Linked DNA regions of Homo sapiens: region 1 is linked to region 2. Evidence: read pairs that join two places in POLR2A ChIA-PET (ENCODE). Cell type or tissue: CD4-positive, alpha-beta T cell. All regions are shown on one strand. Links, peaks and the distances in the headings refer to the core of each region. The heading gives the core; the rest is flanking DNA.

Evidence for each region. Peaks named below come from ENCODE experiments on the same cell type or tissue, not always from the same donor. Only the 100,000 strongest peaks of a DNase experiment are listed, where the experiment ranks them.
Region 1: POLR2A ChIA-PET joins it to region 2 with 7 read pairs; 2 of 35 experiments call an interaction of 5 or more read pairs at or near these places.

Annotation. Positions count from the first base shown.
Region 1 is chr17:80,669,811-80,675,667 of GRCh38, reverse strand. All of the region lies in intron 3 of RPTOR (regulatory associated protein of MTOR complex 1), which reads right to left. Among named protein-coding and RNA genes, the nearest start is that of RPTOR, 130 kb to the right of the region's middle. In CD4-positive, alpha-beta T cell, for the core only: no CTCF peak of the experiment used is centred there; no DNase peak of the experiment used is centred there.
Region 2 is chr17:78,772,033-78,777,889 of GRCh38, reverse strand. All of the region lies in intron 1 of CYTH1 (cytohesin 1), which reads left to right. Among named protein-coding and RNA genes, the nearest start is that of CYTH1, 7.3 kb to the left of the region's middle. RefSeq lists enhancers at 1-7, 2,820-3,321. In CD4-positive, alpha-beta T cell, for the core only: no CTCF peak of the experiment used is centred there; DNase peaks (open chromatin) are centred at 1,629, 2,729, 3,232 and 4,929; H3K4me3 peaks cover 3,809 bases; H3K27ac peaks cover 4,623 bases.

The sequences.
Region 1 (5,857 bases), core at 561-5,560, 1.9 Mb before region 2:
GCCGGGTTCCGCGGGCCTGAGCCCATGAACTGGAGTGGGGCGTTGCAGTCATGGGCGGCCTGAGGGGCAGGAGGCAACGCCCAAGGCCCGTGCTGGCATGGTGTCTGAGGGAGGGCATCCCTCCAGAAGAGTGGGTGTGCAGAGGGCTGCAGACGCAGAGCAAGGTTTACCCGAAAGTAAACCCACCCCACCGGGGCACTGCAAGGAAAAGTTTCTGCCCCTCAGCCTAGTAATAAACAGAGAGGAGGGATGGCTGGCCTTGACCCGGGTGTGATAGAAAACCTCAGACTGTCAGGACCTGTAAGCACTTGATAGAAGCAAACTTCATAGTCCTAAAAGAAGCCAACTTCATCCCAAGCTTCAAAGATTTCACATACTTCAATTTCAAAGGAAAATAACTGTCAAAATTTAAAAGGACATTAGGAAACAGGCACCATGACGAACAGCCAACAAAAACTGTAGCTGAATCAGATACAAAAAGACTTCAGACATCCAAATCAGAAATAAATAACTATACAGAATTTGTAAGAAAAAAAACAACTTAAAATGAAAATGGAAAGGCTTCAAAACAGACTGGACATAGCTGAACAAAGAATCTGCGAACTGAGAATCATCCTAAATCTCCAACACTCTCACAGCTTCTCACAGCGTGTCTCCTGCCCTTCTGAAGCCAGGGGTGACTGAGTCCTAGTTGGAAGCAACTGGTCACCTGAGTATTCTACCTCCACGTCAGGACGATTCATTTCCATATTCTTAGTGTATATTTGATCATATCCCAAGATGGGTGGTATTGTCATTTACAAAAGTGTCTTGATCTTGTTAGACCTTATGTTGAGAAGTTGTTTTTTTTTTTTTTTTTTTTTTTTTTTTTTTTTTTTTTGAGACAGAGTCTTGCTCTGTTGCCCAGGCTGGAGTGCAGTGGCGCTATCTCGGCTCACTGAAAGCTTCGCCTCCCAGGTTCATGCCATTCTCCTGCCTCAGCCTCCCAGGTAGCTGGGACTACAGGCGCCGGCCACCAATTTAGAACCAATTCAGAAGGATTACAGAAAACTCCAAAGCAAATGCATTCTCTTCTGGGCGTGGTGGCGAGATTTTAGCTAAGCTCAGGTAGAAAAGAAGAAACTCAGCATCAGCCAGGATGGCGCCTATGCCAGAGGCTGTTCGTTTTCCCCAGTATCCACCCCACCCTTCCATAACTAGAATCCCCAGTTCTTCATTTGCACACAGGGTCACCTAGATATTTTCCAGCCTCCCTGTGAAAGTGCTGAGTGTAACTTTTAAGAAACATCCTTAAAGGAAAACAGTGGGGTCTTCTTCCCTACTTCTTCTTTCCGGAAAGGTGAAATGTACAAAGGGTTTTCATGTTCAAGAAAAAAAACTATGCACGTACTTCAAAAAACATTTTGCCCCAAAATAAACTTATACTAACTTGTTCCATAACATGTGTAAACAGGATCTAGTTTGAGACAGTAAGAAGGATAAGATATTAGTTTGAAAGGAGCCCTTATCAGAGCAACACAAATTCCGCTAAAATTGAAGCAAGAACAAACATCAAGTTTATAATGAACCTTGGGTGGGAGAATGGTGAAATCATTGGTGCTTTACAAAAAGTTGATGGGGGCAATGCACCAAAGAAATCAGTAGTTTTCAAGTGGACAATTAATTTTAAGGAGGGCCAAGATGATGACACTCTCAGTGGCAGACCAACCACACCAATTTGCAAGGCAAGACTTCATCTAGTTCATGCCCTAAGTGAAGAGGACTGACAATTAACAACACAAACAACAGCCAGTATCACAGACCTCTCCATCGCGCTTACACAATTCTGACTGAATAATTACAGTTGAGCAAACTTTCCATTTGATGGCTGCCAATGCTGCACTCAGATGAGCTGCAGACCAGAGCAGAGCTTTAGACAGAAATCTCAAACAAATGGGGTCAAGACCCTGAAGGATTTCTTTGAAGAATTGAAACAGGAAATGAAACACGACTTTCCCAGCAGATCCTGAAGACAAACCACAATCAAAGCGCCGGCTACCAAGAAGTGGCTCCATCAAAGCAAGAGCAATCTGGATGACAGCGAAGGTCACGGCAACCGCTCTTTGAGATGCTCAAGGCATTTTGCTTGTTGGCTTTCTGGAGGCCAAACAACGATGACAGCTGCTTGTTACGAGTGTTTGAGAAAGCCTAAGCTTGAGCAGAAAAATGCCCAGGAAAGTGTCACCAGGGAGCCCCCTCCACCTCCACAGTGATAACAGTGCTCCTGCTCATTGCTCGCATCCAAAACAAGCATCCAACAAGGGGAACTTTGTGACAGTTTTCATGGGAAACAATCATTAAAAATCTGCCTTACAGTCCTGATTTGGCTCCTTCTGACTTGTTTGTTTCCTAATCTTTAAAAAATCTTTACAGGAAACGTATTTTTCCTTCTGTTAATAATGTAAAAAGAGGGCTGGGCGTGGCGGCTCACACCTATAATCCCAGCACTTTGGGGAGGCCAATCACCTGAGGTCAGGAATTTGACACCAATCTGGCCAACATGGTGAAACCGCATCTCTACTAAAAATATAAAAATTGGCCAAGCGTGGTGGCACACGCCTATAATCCCAGCTACGTGGGAGGCTGAGGCATGAGACTCGCTTGAACCCGGGAGGTGGAGGTTGCAGTGAGCCAAGATTGCACCACTGCACTCCAGCCTGGGTGACAGAATGAGATTCTGTCTCAAAAAATAAAATAATGTAAAAAGACTGTATAGACACAGTTAAACTCCTAGAACCCTCCGTTCTTTAGGGACAGATTAAATGGGTGGTATCGTCATTTACAAAAGTGTCTTGATCTTGTTAGACCTTATGTTGAGAAGTCTGTTTGTTTGTTTTTTGAGACAGAGTCTCGCTCTGTCGCCCAGGCTGGAGTGCAGTGACGCGATCTCGGCTCACTGAAAGCTTCACCTCCCAAGTTCACGCCATTCTCCTGCCTCAGCCTCCAAAGTAGCTGGGACTACAGGTGCCTGTCACCACACCCGGCTAATTTTTTCTGTTTTTAGTAGAGACAGGGTTTCACTGTGTTAGCCAGGATGGTCTCGATCTCCTGACTTCGTGATCTGCCCGCCTCGGCCTCCCAAAGTGCTGGCATTACTACAGGCGTGAGCCACCGCGCCTGGCTGAGAAGTTTGTTTTTTATTTTTATCTTTTAATTCTTTTTTTGCATGAACTTTTTGAAGTCCCCTCATATATGCAATGGCTGGAGCTTGAGCAGCCATCTTGGACAATGAGGTAACCATTTAAAAAAAAAAAAAAAAAAAGAACCTTTGCACAGCAAAGTAAACATAGGAGGAGCCCGAGGCCTTGCTATGCTGGAGCACTAAACAGCCTTGGAATGACTACTTCTAGGGAATCTTAATGTGAGTGAACAAACTTTAATTTGAGTTACACAATTGTTATTTCCTCTCCCCTGTAACTCTCAGCCAAACCTAATCTTTATACTGTGAGCATAAAGAGATCTTAACCTGACCTTCACAGAGGAGGTATCCAGGGCCACTGTTCCTCTCCAGTATCCGAGTCAGAACACTTCGTAATATAGTATCTGCTCAAAAACTTACCTTGTGATATTAGCCCTTTCTTTAAAATAAAGATAAATCAACCTACGAACCATTGTATTTTAAAAAGAAGCAATAGATTCAATGTACAATGGAAATAGCTACTGGCACCTAGCCAGGGACATTTAATGCTACAACAGCTACTTGGAAATTAAGCCTCCAGTTATATATTAAACAATGACAATAATTGCCTCCTTCAAAAATTCCACGGTCATCTTTGTGCGCAAAGAACACCACGCACACCACAATCCTTTTCCCCTACTGGTTACACCTATTTCAAAACTGAGAAGGTGATTCTACTGCCAAATGGAATGACTAGTGACCAGAAGACCATAGGTCAGCCTAGAAAGAAAAGGAAGGCTGCAGATGGCATGCCTGGAGAAGTGTGCTCACTTCTCCAGTAAGCCCCAGGTTCCCTCACAACTATGCAAAGCTGCTTCTCTTACCATTATTTGAAGGATTTTTGAAAGTATCCCCCTTGTAATATGAGTGGACCCCCTTCCCCAACCGACTTAAGTTCTTTTTTAAAGGAATGCTAATCTGTCGAAAATCGTTACAAAAACATGACTTGTGCCTGCAGTATTCTACTCAGCACTATTGACAGAGAGGGCAAATAGACACATCAAATGTCAAGAGCAGGAGGAAAGAAACCAATAATTAGAGAGTGTTCTGGCAAGAGGAAAGAAGAACCCAATAATTACAGAGTGTTTTGATTTAACCGAGATGCTTCAGCAGGAACACACTCTCTCTCTCTCACACGCACGCCCATAAATTTGATTATCAGGAACATTGGCGCTTCCTACTGTGCCGAGCCTGGAGGAAAGGCCATCGGCTGCCGGGCAGCACAAGGACGAAGAGCACAGGCTGCAGAGGGCACTAAAGGCCAGGAGGGGCCCGTGGAGCAACACGGCAGAGATGGTGAGCCCAGAGGAAGCAGGATGTGACTTGGACTCTGAGAAATGAAAGAAAAAGAAGAGAAATTCAGGATACAGCAAAACAGAAGAGGAAATACTGGGCCACGCTCCAGGGCCCACGCTCTTCCCAGGGCCAGGTGCTTTAGGGGCTCAATATGGAGGCAACCGACCTCCAGGATCACTGACCCCGGCGAGGATAAGTTCCAGTGTGCAACCCAGCTCCACCACAGAGAGGGTAACAAGGACGAGCGTGTGCTCCCCTAGGACCAGGGAGAATCCATTCCCCTGACCGAGGAGACCCTTGTGGCTACCGGGGAGGGTTTATGCTTCAGAGTAATCAGAAATGAATGTGGGGGGGAGTTGGGGGGCTGATTATCAAGGGTCCCACAAATTCAACAACTACTGTGTGTCGTCTACAGGCAAACGCCAGGTGCTGCTACACTACACATCTATCGTATACCAGAGCTGAATGCGTGTGTGGACTGCGGATGACCACCTGGCCGGGAGCTGTAGGTACATCTGTTACCAAATGGATTACAATTTCTGGCCTCCTACAGCTCACAGTCAAGTGGGGAAGAGACCCTAAACACAATAAATACGAAAACTGCACAGTGTGTGAGAGGTAGCGAGTGCCATCAAAAAAATAGGGTACAAATAGAAAAAGACGAAGCAGCGGGCAGGCGTCATGTCAAAATCGAGTGCTGACAGCAACGCTCCGGATGGTTAAAAGGCTTAAAAAGGTCAGAAGCAGAAAATCTAATGGCAACAGTGGCATGACAGTGAGGCTTAAGTATAAAGACTGAGAATTAGAACAAGGAGTGGGAAAGGAGAGGGAAGGCGCAAATTCCCGACACGGACAAGGGACGGGTAGGACCTGGTGACTAAGTGGATGGTGATAAAAGAGGGACAATTTAAAGGTGATGTTCTCTGTATTATGGTCGGAAATGAGACAGTTGTGACAAGAAACTGGCTTAAGGTCAAACCTTACAGTGAACAAGAAACCAAGAAACCCGGAGTCCGGTCTGCAGTCGATTTCACTGAGCAAGTCACTTTCTCTGTCCCAGCCCCACCACCTTATCTTTCAGATGAGGGTAATGGTTTTAAACTATTATTCAGATCTCTTGTACATCTAAAGCTTCCAATTTTAGGATGAATTCCACTCAGACAAGACAAATCTAAAGATACCTGAGTGATGTTGTAGACTGTCTCAAATACACAATTTGAGCAAAGACAGAGGCCAGGCCTAAAGAGGCATTCAGAAATCAAACATGAAAGTGACGACTGAAGAACAAAAAAAATGAATTATTTGAATAAGTATCAGAAGTATCAGGAAAAAAAGGAAGGGAAG
Region 2 (5,857 bases), core at 357-5,356:
GTGAATCAGCCTAGGACAGGTACCACTGTTTTTAGAATTCTTTCTTTTTTTTTTTTTTTGTATTTTTAATAGAGATGGGGTTTCACCATGTTAGCTAGGATGGTCTCGATCTCCTGACCTCGTGATCTGCCCGCCTCAGCCTCCCAAAGTGCTGGGATTACAGGTGTGAGCCACCGCGCCCGGCTTTAGAATTCTTTCTGGAGGGAAATGCATTGTAATTTCCTGGCTACCTTTTAGTATTAAAAAACTTTTGGAACATAGCTCATTGATAATATGCTATAGAAAGAGAGTCTTAGAGTTTCTCTGTCCAATTAAAGACAATTTCAAAAACCAACAAAAAGGCTTTCTCAGTTCCAGTACTCTTTTGTATTCATTAGATAGGGACAGTTTGGTTCAGACTACACCTGTGTGGGATATATCTTTACTGGTTTGTTTATTTATTTAATTTATTTATTTTTATTTATTTATTTTTGAGACGGAGTCTTGCTCTGTTGCCCAGGCTAGAGTGCAGTGGCGCAATCTCGGCTCACTGCCAGCTCTGCCTCCTGGGTTCACACCATCTCCTGCCTCAGCCTCCTGAGTAGCTGGGACTACAGGCACCCGCCACCACACCCGGCTAAATTTTTGTATTTTTAGTAGAGACGGCGTTTCACCATGTTAGCCAGGATGGTCTCGATCTCCTGACCTCGTGATCCATCCGCCTCCCAAAGTGCTGGGATTACAGGCGTGAGCCACCGCGCCCGGCCTTATTTTTTTTTTTTTGTGAGACAGAGTTTCACTCTTGTTGCCCAGGCTAGAGTGCAATGGGGCGATCTCGGCTCACCGCAACCTCCGCCTCCCAGATTCAAGCAATTCTCCTGCCTCAGCCTCCCAAGTAGCTGGGATTACAGGCATGCGTCACCACGCCTGGCTAATTTTGTATTTTTACTGGAGACAGGGTTTCTCCATGTTGGTCAGGCTGGTCTCGAACTCCCGACCTCAGGTGATCCCCCTGCCTAGGCCTCCCAAAGTGCTGGGATTACAGGTGTGAGCCACTGCACCTGGCCTATTGGTTTCTTTTTTTAAAAAAAAAAAAACTGTTTATGGCACTGTGGAGTCCCACCAGACAAACCATTAACTTAAGAAAATACTATTCTGCTCAGGAAAAAGAAAAAAATCGTAAAAATTAAATTTTGCATACATTTTCTTTATAACATGCATACTGTGTGTACTTTTTTTTTTTTTTTTTTTTGAGACAGAGTCTCGCTCTGTTGTCCAGCCTGGAGTCCAGTGGCACGATCTTGGCTTACTGCACCCTCTGCCTCCCGGGTTCAAGCGATTCTCGTGCCTCAGCCTCCTGAGTAGCTGGGACAACAGGCGTGTGCTACCACGCTCAGCTAATTGTTTTGTATTTTTAGTAGAGATGGGGTTTCATCATGTTGGCCAGGCTGGTCTCGAACTCCTGACCTCAAATGATCTGCCCGCCTCAGCCTCCCAAAGTGCCGGGATTACAGGTGTGAGCCATTGCGCCTGGCTTGTGTGTACTGTTGCCAGTATATATTTCTGTGTAATAATGTTCAGGGTTGTAAACAGAAAACCACATATAATGCACTTTAAGGGAGTATTTGCGGGATTTTCCAGAGAGTATGTTCATCCTGTTGCTCTGTAATGGTCATCATTTTGGGGCTAATGACTGCAGTTGCCGTGATTCAATTATGAACTTCCTTTTTAAGCATAATTTCTTTTTTTTGTTGTTGAGACAGAGTTTTACTCTGTTTCCCAGGCTGAAGTGCAGTGGCGTGATCTTAGCTCACTGCAACTTCTGCCTCCTGGGTTCAAGTGATTCTCCTGTCTCAGCTTCCCAAGTAGCTGGGATTACAGGCATGTGCCACCACACCCGGCTGATTTTTGTATTTTTAGTAGAGACGAGGTTTCACCATGTTGGCCAGGCTGATCTCAAACTCCTGACCTCAGGTGATTTGCCCACTTCAGCCTCCCAAAGTGCTGGGATTACAGGTATGAGCCACCGTGCCTGGCCTTTAAGCATAATTTCTATATAAACATTTAAAATGAAAGTTGCTGGAGTCTATCATGTTCATTATAGCAAATGCATGTCTTATTTTTGTTCCTTTCAAGAAGTTAGCTTCAATTAGGGAAGTTGTCAACAGAGAATTTTAAAATAATTTTTAGGTGAGTTTTCAAATGAAAAGGAAGAGACGTCTGCAAATGTCCTTTACTTATTCAGCTTCTGAAATACCTTACTTTTTATTTGCCTTTGATGTAATTTTTACATTGAGTTCCCAGATTGATTATCTAAAGCAGGAAAGGTAGAACTAATTCATTATCTAAAACAAGAAAGAACAAATTTCAAGTTAAAATAGCAGTGTTTTCAGCAAGAATTAAAAAAACGAGGTTTCACTTTCTCTGTAGAGGAAGAGTGGTGGGGTAAGACATTCAAGAAAGTTGTTCATTCGCATATTTCGAGAAGCATTGAGGTCCAATTGCATAAAAACGTATCTGCTGTCTCTAGCTTTGGCCTTTGAGGGAAGGATATAAGGGAATACTCAGGACAGGGGTAAAAAGAAAAAAGACCCTTAGCACCCGAGGCTTTCAAGATCACTCTTAATTAGTAACTTCCTTCCATCTCTCCTCTTCCCCTAACCCCCAGCGGCCCCCCCAATCTTCATGGGCCACAGGAGACTGTCAGGGTGTTCAGCCTGGTTTCTGTGCCGGGTTAGGTGTGGTGTCATAACACACAGAGGGACCTCAGGAGGACTAACCCTGTGGTCTGTGGATGGTGTGATGCCTCGGGAGCTGGGGTGACTGCAGGGGTGGGTGCCTAGTGGCACAGAGGGAAAGCAGGCAGCAAGTCCAGGGCCGTTATGCCAGCCACAGGTGGTGGGCTGTCTGAGGGAGCAGTGCCTTGCGGCAGTTCTAACCCGATTTCCCATGCCGAATGCCCTGGTGGGTACTTCGGGGGTTTGATAAGAAAAGAGAGTAGTTTCTTCTGTGTTTTCATGGAAAGGAGTTTTCTCACAGGCATAATCTTGAGTGTCTACTCAAGATTTGGGAACATTTCACATGTATGTATTACGGTTTGTGACCAAAGACTCTGGATAAAAGGAGGATTTATATCAGAATTATAGGAAGAGCTGTCATGCTGTACCATGGAGACCTGTGTGTGGGTGGTGAGAAGATTCAACAAGAAAAATAAGGTCTGGGCACTGGCATGTCTGGGTGCTGCTGCGGGCTGGGGAGAGGAGCCTGTTGCATTTAAGAAAGATTTGCCTTTTCATCACCATGTCTCCAGAATAGGCATGGTGCCTGGGGCCCTACAGAGGCAGCTCAGCAACTGTGGAGGGAATAATGGATTGAACCAAGTTCCATCTTGTAAAAAGTTAATATGTGGTGAGTTTGAGTTTTTTTCCTCAACTCTCCATTTCAAACAGAAACCAGAACACTTCTGTGCATGTTTGACCCCATGCAGAACCCGTTTTCTTTGTTTTTCTATGATATGGATGACTTCCATTATTCTCAAACTTAGTTACTAACTTACTGATTTGCCTTTATTGAAAAGAACACAATTATTTACAGTGAACACCTTCTTAGAAAATCTGGAACATAAGGTTGCCATAATTATACACACTTTGTGGTCTTTAAGATATATTCTCAGGGTGACATGAACATGTCAGAGTATAAACATTTTTAGAATTCTTGATGTCTGGTGCCAACTTTTTCCAAAAGGGCTGCACCAATTTACTCTTTTCTTAGCAATGTATCAGTACACGTACCTGTAATAGTGCAAATGTGCCCTCAGTGAGGATCAACATTTTAAAAGTTTTTTTTTAAAACAAACAAGCAAACAAACTGAATTTGGTGGTTACAAAATGGTGACTTATTAAATCTACTGATCACTAGCTGGATTGAAAAAAATTTTTATTTTGCATATTTGTGTATTATGAACTGGCTACATCATAAGAAATGATGGTTTATTTACTTAACTTAGGTTAACTCTTTTCTATCAAATAAAGTGATTTACAGGTTTTTGTCACTGTTTTAAGCATGGGGAAAATGTGTATCAGTTTTGACTGGGGTTTAGGTTAGATTTTGGCTAATTGTAACAGTCGTTTACCTTTCTTTTAATTTTTCTTTTAAAGATGAAAGATCTCTCAACCCATATATTGTCTTCTGGCCAACTACAAAATGTTTCCTTACGAGAAGAAATTGTGAATTAAATAGATTTTTAGAAAATTTAATTTAATTTAATTTTTTTTTTTTTTTTGAGATGGAGTCTTGCTCTGTCGCCCAGGCTGCAGTGCAGTGGCACAATCTCGGCTCACTGCAACATCTGCCTCCCGGGTTCAAGCAATTCTTGTGCCTCAGCCTCCTGAGTAGCGGAATTACAGGCGCACGCCACCATGCCCTGCTGATTTTTGTATTTTTAGTAGAGATGGGGTTTCACCATGTTGGTAAGGCTGGCCTCAAACTCCTGACCTCAGGTGATCCGTCCGCCTCGGCCTCCCAAAGTGCTGGGATTACAGGCGTGAGCCACCGCTCCTGGCCAGTAGATTTTTTTTTTGAAACTATAATTTTTCTTTTAATTAAATAGAGCAGGGTCTCACTGTGTTACCCAGGCTGGTCTTGAACTCCTGGCCTCAAGTGATTCTCCTGCCTTGGCTTCCTAAAGTACTAGGATTACAGGCATGAGCCACCACACCTTCCTGTGAATTAAACAGATTGTATTGGTCTGGGTTATAATGATAAACTGTTCAGTTTCAGGCTGGGCATGGTGGCTCATGCTTGTAATCCCAGCACTTTGGGAGGTCGAGGTGGGCAGATCGCTTAAGCTCAGGAGTACAAGAGCAGCTTGGGCAACATGGTGAAAACCCATCTCTACTAAAATACAAAAAAAAATTAGCCGGGTGTGGTGGTGCCTGCCTGTGATCCCAGCTACTCAAGAGGCTGAGTCACTAGAATCGCTTGAACCTGGGAGGCGGAGGTTGCAGTGAGCTGAGATCGTGCCACTGTACTCCTGCCTGGGCAACAGAGTGAGACCATGTCTCAAAAACAAAACAGGCCAGGTGTGGTGGCTCACGCCTGTAATCCCAACACTTTGGGAGGCCAAGGTGGCCGGATCATGAGGTCAAGAGATCGAGACCATCCTGGCCAACATTGTGAAACTCTGTCTCTAATAAAAATAAAAAAATCAGCTGGGTGTGGTGGTGCACGCCTGTAGTCTCAGCTATTCAGGAGGCTAAGGCAGGAGAATTGCTTGAACCTGGGAGGCGGAGGTTGCAGTGAGCCGAGATCGCGCCACTGCACTCCAGCCTGGCGACAGAGTGAGACTCCATCTCAAAAAACAAAAACAAAAACGAAACAAAACAAAACACTTCAGTTTCTGGAATCTTATGGCTCATACCTGCTCCTTTCTAAATGTTCCATGTGTTAATCAAAAGAGATTATGTCAAACAGATTTTTTCTTCAGTATTTCTTGCATTCACGATCAGTTAGGACACTTATTCTATAGTAAGAATTAGAAGATTGCCTTCTTATTTCAAGTATGGGGGGCACACATCATAGGTCATTTGGAACAGGAGAGATGAAAGGGATGAAACATCTCTGTGTATTGTGCTGGACCGGTGGAAGACTTCAACTTGAGAGCCGTGTCGAGTCTGGTCGAGTCTGCTTTCCTGTTATTGTTCCACACCTTTCCTGCTCTCCTCTCCAAGATGAAAGTCTTCAGAGTGGGCTTCTAAAGAAAAGAACTTTGCCTGAACCTGTCCATTTGCTCCGTTGCCACACTACTTGATTGTCTCTAATTATTGTTGCAATTTAGTTTCAGTTGCAATCATAGAGGCATGGAGGAGGTGGAAAATTA